Linked DNA regions of Homo sapiens: region 1 is linked to region 2. Evidence: chromatin loops called from intact Hi-C (ENCODE). Cell type or tissue: gastrocnemius medialis. All regions are shown on one strand. Links, peaks and the distances in the headings refer to the core of each region. The heading gives the core; the rest is flanking DNA.

Evidence for each region. Hi-C counts contacts between places; a loop is a spot of excess contacts. Peaks named below come from ENCODE experiments on the same cell type or tissue, not always from the same donor. Only the 100,000 strongest peaks of a DNase experiment are listed, where the experiment ranks them.
Region 1: it touches region 2 in a loop (4-fold over the local background); 10 of 110 quality-filtered maps call a loop at or near these places.

The regions. Positions count from the first base shown.
Region 1 is chr3:12,796,320-12,801,685 of GRCh38, reverse strand. CAND2 (cullin associated and neddylation dissociated 2 (putative)) reads right to left here and starts at 5,006. Exons shown (of 15, transcript NM_001162499.2): 1 at 4,898-5,006. The coding sequence starts at 4,965. In gastrocnemius medialis, for the core only: no CTCF peak of the experiment used is centred there; DNase peaks (open chromatin) are centred at 2,955, 3,685, 4,395, 5,165 and 2 weaker places; H3K4me3 peaks cover 3,998 bases; H3K27ac peaks cover 5,000 bases.
Region 2 is chr3:12,703,655-12,709,020 of GRCh38, reverse strand. No RefSeq gene overlaps it. Among named protein-coding and RNA genes, the nearest start is that of RAF1, 42 kb to the right of the region's middle. In gastrocnemius medialis, for the core only: a CTCF peak has its summit at 2,369 (motif pointing left); DNase peaks (open chromatin) are centred at 1,420, 2,370 and 5,000; H3K27ac peaks cover 2,965 bases.

The sequences.
Region 1 (5,366 bases), core at 205-5,204, 93 kb before region 2:
AGCTGACTGGCTCACTGACCTAGGGTGGGCACCAGAGGCAAGGGCTACCCACCCGGAGGTGAGGGATTCATGGGGCCTGACACCAAAAGCCTGATGCTGTCCCAGGCATTTGAAACTGCAGTGGGAGTCTAAGCTGGAAGCCACGGAAAGTTGAGGCTGGGGCCAACTTTCCAAGTCGAGGAATGGTGCGGGAATTGGGCACCATTCCCGCCAAAATTAAGAGGGTAGGAGCAGAGGTCTGAAACTAGTAGCCCTCAGCTGTGTCCAGCTTGCAAACATGTTTTCAAAAATTTAAATTACTTGTCAACATTTGAACATTGGGAAAGTTGACACAAAAATACTGACTTTGGCCTGGCATGGCGGCTCACGCCTGTAATCCCAGCACTTTAGGAGGCTGAGGCGGGTGGATCACCTGAGGTCAAAAGTTCTAGATCAGCCTGGCCAATATGGTGAAACCCTGTCTCTATTAAAAATACAAAAATTAGCCGAGCGCGGTGGCAGACACCTGTAATCCTAGCTACTGGGAAGGCTGAGGCAGGTGAATCACTTGAACCCGGGAGGCAAAGGTTGCAGTGAGCTGAGATCGTGCCACTGCACTCCAGCCTGGGTAACAGTGCGAGTATCCATCTCAAAAAAAAAAAAAAAAAAAAATACTGATTTCCAGGCTGGGCGCAGCAGCTCACGCCTGCAATCCCAGCACTTTGGGAGGCCAAGGTCGCCAGATCACTTAAGGTCAGAAATTAGAGACCAGCCTGGCCAACAGGGGGAAACCCCATCTCTACTAAAAATACGAAAATTAGCCAGGTATGGTGGTGCACACCTGTAGTCCCAGCTACTTGGGAGGCTGAGGCAGGAGAATCACTTGAACCCAGGAGGCAGAGGTTGCAGTGAGCCAAGATCGTGCCACAGCACTCCAGCCTGGGTGACAGAGTGAGACTCAAAAAAAAACAAAAACAAAAACAAAAACAAAACACTGACTTCCAGATTATCTTGAAAACAGAATATTTGAGTACAACGGGGCCTACAATCCCTGGTGACAATACCTGATTAGAATCAGGTTGTGGCTGCCCTCTCCCCAGTTCACCTGGTCCCCACTAGGCCCACTTCACCCACTGACTGGCTCCTGCAGGCATGTGAGAGCGGAGTCTCAGGAGAAAACAGGACAGAGCAGCGAGGAGATACTGTAAGGCTGCCTCGGAGAAAGCCTCCAGCTTTTACTGACCCTGCTGGGCCACTCTACCACCCCACGCTGGCCCTGCTTTCCAGCATGGTTGAGCAAATCAACCAAGAGCCCTGACCCCCGCCTCCTGTGGCAAAATCTATCACAGTTGGGATTCTGGCTCTCATCTGTGCAGACTCAGACCTGCTCCTAGATGTCACTGCAGCCCACAGTGCCCTGTTACCAGGGGTGGACTGGTCGATGACCTATTTATTTTTAACAGGTAGATTAGCCACAAGTTGCTAGGAGAGAGAAGGAGGCTGGGCTGGCAGCATGGGCAGGATGGCAGGACTGACTGTGCCCACCTCTGGGCAAAGGTAAAGTGAAGGAGGAGGTTTGGATTTGAGCCAGGCCAAGGCCTGAGGTGAGCACATGCACCCCTACGTCTGCTCAGCTGAGGGGACATTCTGAGATGGCACCCAGGGTCTCCAAGTTGTGTTTCTGCTGCAGTCCATGGGGGCCCAGCTCAGCCTGGCAACCCAGGCGATGTGCCTCTTTGCCCAAGATAGGCCTTCTATCCCCGCTCTTCTTCTTCATCTGTTGAGCTCCTCCTATTCACCCATCAAGAGCCCAGCTCAAATGTCCCAGCTCAAGGATGACTGACCTCCCTGCCCTACCCCTGCATCCACAGCCCCTAAGCACAATGGTTCCCTGGACAAGATCCTTTCAGAGCACTCTGCACCCCTCCTTTATAGCACTTCTCACACTGCAATACAAGTCTGGCCACCAGAGCATCTTCTCCATTGGACTGTACACTCACTGAGGGCAGAGGCTCATCAGGTTTATCTCTGGGACTCCAGGCTCAACAAAGAACAGGTCTGCAGAGGGCTTTGTCAGGGAGGGTGAGAGCAGGAGGAGAGGTAGTGAGAGAGCTAGCCCTTAACAGAACTTACAGCCAAATAGTCCGAATTCAGAAACCAACTCTTCTGAAGTATGCCTCAGCATTTCAGACACCCCTGGTTCCTGCAGACACTAGCTCTCGGAGAAAGCAAGCCATGTTTTATACGTGTATGTGTGTAGGGATGGGAGAGAGAAGGAAAAGTATATAATTTGGTGGATAAGAGCTTGAGCACCAAAGTTTGGCTTTAAGTGAGTATACTTACTAGTCTTGCCATTTATCAACTAGGTGACATTGGGCAACTACCTCCTTTTCTCTGGGCCTCAGATTTTCTATATATAAAATGGGAACTTTTCTTTGCCCTACCTCATAGTATCCTTGGGAGGTTTCAATAGGACAATCTAGCTCTTAGCATGAGGTAGTAAGAAAACTAGGCTCAGGGAGGCTGCACAAACTGCCTACGGTAACAGCAAACTGGGCGGAAAACCAGCCCACCACACAGGTCTCCTGGCTTTTCAACCAATAATACTACTGTGTTTTCAAGAAATGACTTGGTAATTCCTGCAAGACCTGCAAGGGTACTCGTTTTGACTGCTGGAGCCTCCGTGGTAATGGGGCACCTCCTGCCCATAAAGCCAGGGCCCAGGAAGAACAGGAAACAAAGGTCTCCCTCCACCCCACCTGGGACCCCCATTTGCAGTCGCTGCCCCGCTCCAGGAACCAGAGGACAGTCTCAGTTTCATTACAGAGAAACCCTAGAGGCAACTCAGCTGAAACCCTTGGCCACACGGACGCCTGGACAGCTGGTCTGCAGGACCCAGCACCCTGGTATTCGGACTTTAAAAATAGACACCATTCTCACATGCTTGGGGTGGTTTTAAGTGTTCTCCAGGCCACTGGCAGAGACAGGCTGAAAGGGCTTCTCGGGCTGTAGCTGGCAGGGCCAACTCCCTCTCCCAGAGACTGGACCAGAGGCCTGAGAGACACTAGCGCAAATCCCCTAGGCCACTAGCCAGCTCTGTGACCTTGGGCAAGTCACTGCACTCCTCCAAGCCTCCGGAAAACAGGAAGAACAATCACTACCACCCATGGGTGGACTGAGATTACACGTGGGGTGCACAGTAGGGAGCCTGGGACCCAGCGAACATTCACTAAGCACCTACCGTGTACTCAGCACAGGTGTTGGGGCACTAAGAGGAAGTGCATAGTCCCAGTGGCCCAGGAGCTCAGGGTCTCCCAGGGCTGAAAAGTGATCTAGCAGAAACATGAGGGGAGGCATGATGGGAGCTGAAAGGAGGTACCTAATCCTGCCTGGGGTCAAGAGTTATAGGAGCTGTCAGATGAAGGGAGGAGGTCAAGGGAGAGCAAAGAATCCCCCTAGTGAAGGTCTAGAGAGGGGACAGGGCGTGGCAGATTTTGGATGTGCACAGAATCATAACAGTGTCCGTTTATGAAGCACCGACCTAGTGCCTGCCATGAACCTGAGCATTTCACATGTACTATCTTATTTAATCCTTACCCCAACCCTCAGAGATGGGTTCTGTTATCCCCATTTTATAGAAACAGAAGCACAGGGAGACTCATGGGGGTTAAGTTACTTGTCCATGGTCACACGGCCAGTGAGTGACGGCAGCTGGGATCTGAAGCCAAGACCTTGGATCCCAGGCTCTATTAATGTGGGGGGGCTCTTGAGGGGTACTGAGGAATGGGCTGCAGGAGAAGAGTAGGAGTCAGACCACCAGAGCAGGTCTGTCTCCTCACCTGTCAGGGGGCTGGAATCAGAGGACCTCACTAAGATCTTGGCCTCTGTATTAGACTGGCCTGGATTTGGACTAAGTCTCCCACTTCCTCGCTGTGACTGAACCTACGCCCTTCATGTCTCTGAGACTCAGTTTCCCTATCTGTAAAATGGGGACAAAGTGAAAAAATGTTCATTGAGTCTCCAAGGTCTTCTTTCAGCTGGAGGGGCCAGAACTGGCCATGAGACCACGGGCCAATCCCTTTTCCTCCCTGGGCCTCAGTTTCCCCAGGGAATGCAGGTGGAAACTCATTGGACCAGATGTTTCCACCGTTCTTTTCAGCTCTATTCCTGTGGTTCTGTGATGCTGTGAGAGGGGGAAAGAAGGAAAAAGGGAGTGGGGAAGGAGAGTGGCACACAAAACCTAGAAGGTCCCACCCCAACCATCACCTACCTGTGACTGGAAAGCCAGACTCAGCCCAGCCCCCTCCTTTAGGCTGGGTCTGAACAATCGCAGGAGGGGAGGGAGACGGGGAGGGAGGGGTCCGGGTGATGTTGAGAAGGAGGCATCACTGAGGGTGCCAGTGAGAAAGTCAGCTGGGGGTTGCGGTCCCGGGAAGGGTCCGGGTTCAATGCGGAGGAGAGGCAGGTGCTGGGGTCCCCAGGGAGAGGCGTAGGGCTTCACTGTGGGCTCGCTGAAGGTGGTGGGGGCGGGGGGGAGGGGGCGCTGGGGCATCAGCTGCGGGGGAAGAAGGGGGCCGGACACACACGAGGGAGGAGAGGCCGAGGCAGGGTGCAGAGGGGTGGAGCCGGGGCTCTGATCGGGGGTGAGAGGTAGGGCTGAAGCCTGCACGGTGGGAGACGAAGCAGGGACTGGAGTCGCGGAGGGGCAGGACGGCCCCTAGGGGAGAACGGCCGGAGCTCCAGTGGGGACCACGAGGCAGGAGTGGGCCTGTGGGGAGGGGGGCAGCTTAATGCAGGGAGAAGAGAGAAGAGGCAGGGGGCTGCATGGTCATGGGGGATGGGCTGGCGCTTCGAGAGGGGAAGAAGGCCCCCGGCTTCAGAGCGGGAAGGAGAGAAGGGGGCCGGCGGCGGGCTGCACCTGAAGTCCTTGTCGCTGGACGTCATCTTCTCCAGGAGGCTGGAGATGTGGAAGGCGGCGGTGCTCATGGTGGCTGCGCGCCGCGGAGCCGGCCGGCGGGAGGGAATATGGCGGCGCGGGCGCCCCCTCCCTCGCCAGCTGCGCGGGCTGCGCTCACCAGACAGAAATAGCAGCTCCCGCCCCGCCCCGTGCTCACGCCTTGGCCGTGGCGGCCGCGGGAGGCGGGCGGGCCTGGGCCTGGCTTGGTGGTCTTGGCCCCGGCCCCAGCCCTTGCCCTGCTGACAGCGCAGCGCCGGATTGCACACACCCCCAGAGACGGGGAGCTCACTACCCTGCCACCACCTCCTTGTTATTCCCGTAGGTGCCAGCTCTGTCTTGCGGCATGGACGTAATATCATAGAGTCTCAGGTTCGAATCCCACTTCTGCCTCTTCTGCTGTGTAGCCTTGGCCAAGTTACTTTACCTCCGC
Region 2 (5,366 bases), core at 237-5,236:
TGCCTTGAGGCTTTCTTGGTCAGTGCCTGGCAAGGCTCCAGCCCCACTGGACCAAAGATTCTGTCATCCCTTCCCCTTCCCAACTCTGAGCAGATCCACGCCAGCTTTCTAGAGTCATGGGCAAGGAATTCTGGCAGAAGGCAGACTAACGTTCAACTTCTATTCTTCTCCCAGGTGCATTTTTAACTCTTTTCTATCCAACAGTGTCTGGAAAATTCTATCTCCAAAAGACATGATCAGCAGAATGCAGATGAATGTCTCCTCTCAGTAACAATCACCTTCCTATTGTCTCCTAGCTGGATTTGGCTTTCCCTAGAGGTTGCAGTGATGTCATGTTGGAGGGGACTACAGCACTTAGGCCACCCTAGAGTGGGCTGTAAGGCCCCTACGGCTCTGGATGCCTTGACTTGTTCTCTGCTAAGACCGTGTTCTCATGGGCAGCAAGCGGGATTGCAGGTGAGGGAAATAGTCAGGAGCCTGAAAACCTTCCTTTCTCCCTCCCAAGACCCTTCCTTTAACTGCTTTGTGGCTGCTGCTGTGATTTGAGTTGATAGATTAAAGAATTTCTATATTAAAGATGTTTGGCAAGTCTAAAAATTTAAAAAGCACTTTAGTGGCCGGGTGCAGTGGCTCACACCTGTAATCCCAGCACTTTGGGAGACCAAGGCAGGCAGATCACTCGAGCCCAGGAGTTCAAGACCAGCCTGGGCAACATGGTGAAACCCCGTCTCTACTAAAAATACAAAAAGCTACTACAGGTGAAGTAACACACACCTGTGGTCCCACCTACTTGGGAGGCTGAGGCACAGGAATCATTTGAACCTGGGAGGCAGAGGTTGCAGTGAGCCAAGATCATGCCACTGCACTCCAGCAAGAGTGAGACTCTGTCGCCCCCAAAAAATTAATAAAATAAAATAAAATAAATAAAAAGCACTTTAGTTAGAAAAAAAGAAATGCAGCCAAGGCATCAATCTGGAAATGACACTGCAAGGATACAGCACCATCCCCCAGGATGCAGTATTCACCCTGAATCAACAGCCATTTATGAGTTGTTGATTAAGAGCTCAAGTGCCTGCTCTTTGCAGGCCTGTAGAGAGACATCAGATGGTATTTCCAGGTTGGGGCTGGGGCTGTCTTGTCGAAGTAGAATAAATGGATCTGGGAATCCGGGGGTGGAAGTATGAGTGGCTGCTCTCACTGTACTCCCAGTGAGCTGCTGGGAGAAATCAGTCCTTTCATCTGTACAGCTCTAGGCTCTATAGGTCTAGAAGTCCTCATTCCCAGCAGGAGGATGCTTCCCCCAGGAGGCCAATAAAATTTGTCTTATCAAACCAGCTGCCACCTGGTCACTTCAGGCTCCTTACACCAACAGACCAGCAGGCAAAAAAAGGAGTCATGTTCTTGGCAGGTTAAATGATCACCAGGAGGAGGCAGGGCTGCTGTTGCACAACAGGATGGGGAGGGACTCATCTAACACTCCAGCAGATCTATTGCGGTGATTCTTGGTTCTTCTCTGACCAACTTTGATGGTTAATAGACAGATGCGGCAACCATGACCTGAGACAAGCATGGTGACCATGGTCTCAAACCTCTCAGGGCCATCTCACTAGGTAAGCCACCTAGACCAGCAGAGACGCTGGCCGAGGGTGAGGGGATCTAGAATGCACAGGAGAGGAGGGAGAAGAAGACTATCAGCTGTGCCCTGAGACCAGCTGCAGCGTGACAGCTGCCATTCATTCCACTAACCTTCTCAAACTTCCCCAGAAAAAGAGATGAAAAAAGAAAAGAAAATGGCCAGGTGTAATGGCTCACACCTGTTATCCTAACACTTTTGGAGGCAAAGATGGGAGGATTACTTGAACTCAGGAGTTTTCAACCAGCCTGGACAATATAGCAAGATCCTGTCTCTATAAAAATTAGCCGGGTATGGTGGTGCACACCTGTAGTCCCAGCTACTTGGGAGGCTGAGGTGGGAGAATCACTTGAGCCCAGGAGGTCGAGGTTGCAGTGAGCCATGGTTGCCACTGCAACTCCAGCCTGGGCAAAAGAGTGAGACCTTATTAGAAAGGAAAAGAAAGGGGAAAGGGAAAAGAAAGAAAAAAGGAGAGAAAGAAAAGAGGGAGAAAGAAAAGAGAGAGAAAAAAGAGAAATAAAAAGAAAGAAAGAAAGGGGAAGAAAAAGAAGGAAAGAAAGAGAAAAAGAGATGAAGCAGAATCCTGGAGAAGCTGTTCTCAGATGGGTTTAGCTTATTTTATGAAGCAGGGGGATCCATGTGGTGCAGGACTGTAGTGGATGCTGTGATGTGTTAGATCTCCCTCTTCAGGACCAAGGCACTCACTCACTTCCCAGGTGGCAGGAGAGCCCTCTAGTGGAAAAGGTTGCAACCACTCTTTGGGTGCAGTTCCAGCCAATGACTGATCAACAGAGGAGTATAAAGGCATGATGCCCTTCTGTCAGTTCAGGACAACTGTGAAGGGCCATCCCAGTTTCAGAGCTCCCAGTGACAGAGGTCTCTGTTACAACTCTAGCACAGTTCATCCTCTCCCTATGGGAAATCCTGATTCCTCACTACCTCATAGGTGCTATTTCTAAGGGCATTCCCCATAAAACCTCTGCATGCCAACACCCTCCTCAGTTTCTCAGGAAACCTGGCTTAACACACTATGCACATCCTCAACCACACTAGTTAATGTCAAACTGTTCCCAAGATGGTTATATCAACTTGCATTCCTACCAACAGCACCTGAGAGTTCCACTTGCTTAATACCCCTGCCAAATTCTAGTATCATTAGGTTTTTTATTTTTAGCCAATTTAGTGGGCGTAAAATGAAAGCTCATTGTGGTTTTAATTCACATTTCTCTGGTGACTATTGAGGTTTGGCCCCTTTTCAAGGGTTTGTTGGCCATCTGGATTCCCTCTTTGGAAATAGCCCCAGCTCTTCTGCTGGCCCCATTTTATGGGCTCACTCATTTCATGCTGCCTAATAAGGGAGTGAGTGCTCACTTTAGTGAGCCCCAGAAAACTGGAATGGCTTTCCTGAAGGCCACCAACCTCGATGGATCCTTTGGTCCTATCTGTCTGTCTGTCTGTCTGTCTATTTATTTTTGAGACAGGGTCTTACCATGTTGCTGGTCTCGAACTCCTGGGCTCCAGTGATCCCCCTGCCTCAGCCTCCCAAAGTGTTGGGATTACAGGTGTGAGCCACTGCACCTGGCCCTCAGTTCTCTTCTGACTTGACCTCTGAGCAGTGTAAGATGTCATTGACTGCTCTCTTCTATCATCCTCTTTTCATGTCTTCCCTGACATTGCACAATCCTCATTTTTTATCCTACCTCTCTGGTTGTCCCTTCTCTGTCTCCTTTGCAGGCTTGACTGTTAAATGCTTGGGTTCCTCAGAGCTCAGTCCTTGGCCCTCTTCTTATCTCACCCCGGCCTTTCGCTCTGGGCAACTTCACCCTCAGCTACAGTTCCCAGCTTTGTACGCTGACGGTTCTCACATTCCTCTCCTTTGACACTTCCATGTGAATGTCCCAAAGCCTCTCAACCTCTATATATCCAGAATAGAAATCAAGCCTTTCCCCCCAAAACATGGTTGTTGTCTAGCCATCCCTGTTTCAGCAAAGGTCTCACAATCCTTCCAATTCCGAATGTCACAAACCCAGGAATCCCTGTCTCTTACCCCATATCTAAGCCTTCAGGACCAGTGTTAGTTATCTTCAGTTCACCCCTCCAGATCCACTCCTCACCCTTCTCCATTCCACTCTCTGCTTCTGGAGGATGATTATAAGCACACTTTTCCTGGGCTTCTTGTTCTTTAATTTCTGATTGGATTTGGCCAATGGCATTTTAGCTGTTTACTGCTGTATAACAAACTATCCCAAAACTGAGTGGCTTTAAAATATCACCATTGACTGGGCACGGTTGCTCACACCTGTAATCTCAGCACTTGGGGAGGCCAAGGTGGGTGGATCACTTGAGGTCAGTAGTTCAAAACCAGCTTGGCCAACATGGTGAAACCCTGTCTCTACTAAAAATACAAAAATCAGGCCAGGTGCAGTGGCTCACACATGTAATCCTAGCACTTTGGGAGGCCAAGGCAGGCGGATCACGAGGTCAGGAGATCGAGACCATCCTGGCTAACACGTTGAAACCCCGTCTGTACTAAAAATACAAAAAATTAGCCAGGCGTGGCAGCGGGCACCTGTAGTCCCAGCTACAGGGGAGGCTGAGGCAGGAGAATGGTGTGAGCCCGGGTGGCAGAGATTGCAGTGAGCCGAGATTGAGCCACTGCACTCCAGTCTGGGCGACAGAGCAAGACTCTGTCTCAAAAAAAAAAAAAAAAAAAAAAAATTACAGGTGGCAGGCACCTGTAACCCAAGCTACTTGGGAGGCTGAGGCAGGAGAATTGCTTAAACCCAGGAGGCAGAGCTTTCAGTGAGCCAAGATCACACCACTGCTCTCCAGCCTGGATGAAAGAGTGAGACTCTGTCTCAAATCAAACAAACAACAACAACAACAACAAAAAACCACACACACTAAAAAATATACCACCATTGTATTCTCTTCTCATGACTCTGTGGGTTGACTCAGGTAATCTGAGGTCAGTTCTGCTCTACACGATATCATCCAGGGACTCAACTCTGCTAGAACATCCAAGATGGCATTCTCATGTCTGGCAGGTTGGTGGGGTGGCTAGAGGTGTGAACTCAGCCAGACCAGAAAGGCTGCACCTGTCTTTTTCCAGGTGGTTTCAGGGCTTCTCCCCTACCCAAGGCCTTTCCATGTGGTCTTATGAGCACAAGGTAAACAGGCTTCTTATATGGTCGCTCAGGGTCTTCCAAACAGCAAAGGCTGACACTAGCAGGCCACCTTAATTCTTAGGTCCAGAGCTGGCATGGCATCCATCACATCTGCTGCCTTCTGTTGGTTAAAGTAGGTCACAGAACCAGCCCAGATATGATGTGGGAGTGGACTGCACAAAGGCATGCACATAGGGAGGCATGAGTCATTGGGCCATCTTTGGAGACCAGTCACCATAGTCTACTACCTGGTCCCCAAAGCCTCTCTCACATGCAAAATGAACTTCCCTTTACCTCCCGTAACTCCCAGAGTCTCACCCCAATTCAGCCTCAGGCCTAGGCTTGAAGTCAAGTTACTCATCAACTAAATCTCAGCCAGTTGTTGCTGAGGCCTTTGGGTGTGGTTCCTCCTGCTCTGAAGACCTGTGAACTAAAGAGACAACAAGTTCTCTCCCCCTATAGACCCAACGTAGAATGGCAAAACAGGAACTCAGGCGCCACAATACACGCTCCCATTCAAAAACACGAGACCTAGGGTAGTCACAGGTCCGTGGCCATTCTGAAAT